Regions from separate parts of the Homo sapiens genome. Here region 1 is linked to region 2. Evidence: read pairs that join two places in POLR2A ChIA-PET (ENCODE). Cell type or tissue: A673. All regions are shown on one strand.

Region 1 (2,500 bases), 90 kb before region 2:
GAAAGATGAGCATTGTTGAAACCGAAAACTAGGTGGTGAAAAATAAGGGCAACCTCGCTCACAAAGAGAAAGCACTATCTACGTGCAAAAACCTTAATGGAAATTACCACATTCTGCAGAAATGACACCTTTTGTTCTATGAGGGGCTGATTTGGTGATTTCAAATATCACCACAATTTCCAAAGACTTCAGCTATTGAGTGAAGTCCTCAAGTGTGGATGAGAAAACTGCAAAGGAATTTCCAGCAGGGATACAGAAATTAACTAAAGAAGAAAATGCTACATTTTCAAATTTTCAATTTTGATGAAACGGATATCCATTATAAATGCATGCTTCAAATGGCCCACATTTCAGAATTTTAAGGCTGCAAAAAATCAAAAATGTTGGTGATCTTTCTTCTACTACTTCATCCTAACACAAGCAGCAACCCTCTCAGCTCCCTCTTCCATCAGCAAATGGCAGGTATTTTTAAAGATAAAGTGCCATATTTATTGTAGTATTTACATTTTTTTCATTATTTAACATGCACAAAACTGTGCTATCATTTTTATTAAGTTCCTATCTTTTTTATATTACCAACAAAGTGTTTAGGTACTGTGCCCCTGACCCTGTCTTTTCTCTAAGCCTGTGGTTTTTATTGTGCAATTTTGCATAACACAGTGAGTTTTAGGAATGCATGTATCATGTTATAGCAGAACTATCTGGATCTTTTAATTCCCACACATCTCTCCCTCAGCCATGGTTTGGCGACCACAGGCTACAGGTGTGAACCCATAATTCAAATCTGCCACTCCCCTCTGGGCCCCAGGACCAGAACCTCTCAAACTCCTCTTCACCCCTGCAGGCCTTCAGGGCCGAATCAAATTTCTTGACAACTCTACACTGTGCAGCTACTTTTGATGGACCCTCCGGAAATCGCTTGTCCTTTTTCATCTTCAACACCACTGATCTTATCCTTTCTTACTTAAGGCTCCTTGCTAGGCCTTGTATCTCTGTTGTGGTTCCTAGTGTTTTCTTTCCACTGAAGAAGTACCTCCTCCCCTTCCCCTCATCAGATGGTGCTGACTGAGCTGACAGGACTTAATTGAAGCTGGCATTATTTCCGATGAGAGCAGCGATTGAAAACTAGCATAGCTCTTGTGTGACACCGACACACACTCTCAGAAGGAGACTCAGCGGTGTGCTGGAGAGCCGCTGAGCTATTGTTGAGCTGTTCTGGAAGGCTTTGGCTTTCCTGCAGGACCCTAGATCTGTCTCTGCAAAAGCAACCTAAGACCAGCCCTGCATGAGGTAAGAAGAATGGGATGGAAATCAGGCCCATAGCTACCTAGAAAACCACATTTTAACAGCTGCCATTTATGGAACGCTTTTCCTGGGGAATTTCATTATTCTTTCCTGACTACCTAACACATGTCAGAATTTGGAAAGTTAAGGAAATACCCCACTGGGTAAGCTTTAAAATGCGAGTTTCTAGCTCTTCCTGTTTCTAAACTCCAGTAGCTTTGTCTACATAAGAACACCACTGTGTGGTTCAGTAAAGACAACCCTAGAATGAAAGGTGTAAATTATGTCACTCAGTGAAGTAGAAACTTCCAAAATATTTTAGTACTAAAGAGTCTAAAGGTTGAGATCAACAGAATTCTCCTGAAATCTGGCAGACGTCCTTTAACCCTTTAAGTTCAGCTGAAGTGTGTATGGCTTAGGAATGGTTTTTAAGGGGATAACATTGAATTTGATTAGCAATTAGGAGAATTGCACTTGATTCCAAATTCATCTCCTGACATGTTGGCATCTGAATATTTCAGCTCTAAATTACAGACCTCAATAACATAATGCTAAACAGTATCTAACACCAAAGTGAAAACACAGTGTGTTTTAGTCATTTTCTGTTGGTGTAACAATTCCACAGACTGAGTCAAGAAAATAGTTTAGGCCAGGCGCCGTGGTTCATGCCTGTAATGCCAACACTTTGGGAGGCCGAGGCAGGTGGATCACAAGGTCAGGAGATCGAGACCATCCTGGCCAACACAGTGAAACCCTGTCTCTACTAAAAATACAAAAAAATTAGCTGGGTGTGGTGGCAGGCGCCTGTAGTCCCAGCTATCGGGAAGCGGAGCTTGCAGTGAGCTGAGATCGCGCCACTGCACTCCAGCCTGGGTGACAGAGTGAGACTCTGTCTCAAAAAAAAAAAAAGGAAAATAGCTTATTCAGCTCATGATTCTGGAGGCTGGAAAATCCAAAAACATGGTATCAGCATCTGAGGAGTCATCCCGTGGTGGAAGAGCAGAAGGCAGAAGTGAGCCTATGAGACAAAGAGAGGAAGGGGACTGACTTTGTCAGGAACCCATTCCCATGATAACTAACCCATTCATTCAAAAATGGCATTGATCCATTCATTGCCAATTGTCTACCAAAGGCCCTACCCCTTAACTCTGCTACGGTGGCAACCAAGTTTCCAACACGTAACACATTCCAACCATAGTACACCATTTATACCCTG
Region 2 (2,500 bases):
ACAATACATCTTTAATTGATCAGAGTTTACCTTCAAATAATATACTGCTTCATTCATAATGTAAGGATCTTAAAATAATTTCTCCTCAATTCCTCCCTCCCAACCTTTGTATCATTGTTACGATACATTTTACTTTTACCTATCCTATACACACATAATACATTGCTACTATGTTTACTCTTGACAGTCATTTATCTTTTAGGATCATTTAAACATTTTACATGTATCTTAGTTTACCTTCATTTAATCAATTTCCAGCGCTCTTCATATTTTTGTGTCTTTAGTTACGCATTTCTATCTTGTTTCACATTTCTCCTACCTGAAGAACTTCTTTAACATTTCTTCTCAAGTACATTTATTGGCAATACATTCTTAGTTCTTGTTTCTGTATTCCTGCCCCTTCCTTGGGACAGAGAGGTATTTTGTTCTGTTCTTCCCTAAGTTTTGCCAGTAGACTAAAGGAAACAGTATTTTTCCCTTTCTCCTGTAGATTAAGGCTTTTTTTCTAGAAAGGAGAAAGGGTGGGGTTCATGCCCCTTTGCAGTGGCTATTTTCCCTTTCCCCCATACCTGCACTGTGAGGGATTCTTTCTCAGGACTTTGGCCAGTCTTTTCTGGTGGGATACAGTGCCTGGTGGAGTCCATGGAGAAAAGTCTCCAAGAAGGTGCAAACTCCCTCTACATATGCATTCCCCAGGGTCTCCATACTCTCACCAGTCCTCACTCATTCGCCACCAATTCTTTACCTACTCCTGCTGAGTTCTTCTGTTGGCTACATCTGCTCCAGGTAAGCAAGGGCTTGTGTCCCATGCTTCTTCATAGGCCTCCTCCAGTCCTTAGATTTTTAGGCTAATTGGCTGCCCTGTGACCTCAGCTCTCCAAAAAAAGTAGTAAACTTGCAGTTTGTCTGGCTTTTTTTTAAAAGTTTAAGTGACACTCTTCCTAGACCTTCACATGCTGAGATTTTATTCTCTTTTCACCTGTCTAGCCCACAGGGCCATTTCATTCCTCAATAGCTTTTCACACCCACAAGAATGCCTTGTGGTGTAGAATTGGATAGAGATAGTAATAAGCTAACAAAAAAGTGTTCCTATTGCCCTGGAGGCATCATCCTCCCAGGGGAGAACTCTATTTTGTGAAAGGTCAGATGTCCAACTGAGGAATAAGCCTGGTCTCTTGGCCCACTCTGGGAAGGGCCAGTAGCGAGTCTAGCTTGCAGAGAGGGCAAAGACTCTAGCAGCATCCCCATGTTATGTCAGGATTTCCCTCTTTGGAGCTATGGGGACAGTGAAGATTGTGTTTTAGCTTGGGCAGGTGAAAATAACATGGTTGAGAAGCTTCATTTATTGGAAATAGGAATGAGGAGCCAGAAACAGAATCTCATCTTACTGCATACTGTGTACCTATTTAGGTGTCTGAGCTGCTCTGGCCTCCAGATTTGACTTCATTCCCAAACGAAAAGGAAGAAGGGAAAGAGATGCTCCATTCACCGGTTGTATGTATGGGGCCTCTACAGCAGGAGACTGTGAAGTAAAAGTTGAAATTGATTGACTGGTTGTTTATGAAGAGCTAATGAAAACCTGACTGAGAATAGGTTGGTACACGGGTCTCTGTCTCTGCTGCACTGTGGTTTTCAAGGTTTCCTGGACTTGGGAGGAGGGCATAGAAAGTTGCTGGGCAAATCGCACAGTCTCCCCTATGCTAGACTCAGAGCTGCCTTCCCTAGTAAACATCACCATTTTCTTGCCTTCAAAGATTTCAATGCTTTGTGCGTATGTATCAATGAAATTGTTTACAAATACTGCTATAGAAGAGCAACCTTGTTTCCTTACTGGGTTATCGCAGTCCATTCATATCTGCATCCAACATGTTGCCTCAAAATACCCCAAAAAGGCAGCTTTTGTTACCTATGCTTTACGAAGAGGAAAACTGAAGCTCACAGGGAATGATCAGTCCAAAGTCACTCACCTTCTAAGAAAAGGAAATACCCTGGAGTAGCACTAGGGTACCCAGGTGGGTTCACATGATAGGGAGGGACACCGGTAGCAGGGAGACACTTCCAGTGACAGATTTTCTTGCCTTTGTCACTAAAACCTCCTGTTGGCATCTAAGCCTGGATATCCATCAGGGTCCCAACAAGAAACAGATGACTTCCCAAAAGGAAAGCTTACCAGAAGGACTTACACACTGTAATAAGCAACATTTAGGGAAATCCCCATGGAATAGTAAGTACCACTGTATTAGTTTGCTAGAACTGCCACAACAAAATACCACAAACTGGGTGATTAAACAACATCATTTATTTGCTCACAGTTCTGGAGGTTGGGAAGTGCAAGATCAAGGTGTGGACACGTTTGGTTCTCCTGAGGCCTCTTCCCTTGGCTTGTAAACAGTTGCCTTCTTGCTGTGTCCTTGCGTGGCCTTTCCTCTGGGTGCACATCTCCATGGTATCTCTTCCTTTTCTTACAAGAACACCAGTCACATTGAATTAGGGCTTAATG

Evidence for each region. ChIA-PET counts read pairs that join two places held together with the same protein. Peaks named below come from ENCODE experiments on the same cell type or tissue, not always from the same donor. Only the 100,000 strongest peaks of a DNase experiment are listed, where the experiment ranks them.
Region 1: POLR2A ChIA-PET joins it to region 2 with 6 read pairs; 4 of 35 experiments call an interaction of 5 or more read pairs at or near these places.

What each region holds. Positions count from the first base shown.
Region 1 is chr14:61,173,371-61,175,870 of GRCh38, reverse strand. No RefSeq gene overlaps it. Among named protein-coding and RNA genes, the nearest start is that of TMEM30B, 110 kb to the left of the region's middle. RefSeq lists an enhancer at 1,078-1,579. In A673, no CTCF peak of the experiment used is centred here; a DNase peak (open chromatin) is centred at 1,310; H3K27ac peaks cover 2,500 bases.
Region 2 is chr14:61,083,511-61,086,010 of GRCh38, reverse strand. It overlaps a transcript of SLC38A6 not described here. Among named protein-coding and RNA genes, the nearest start is that of SLC38A6, 100 kb to the right of the region's middle. In A673, no CTCF peak of the experiment used is centred here; no DNase peak of the experiment used is centred here.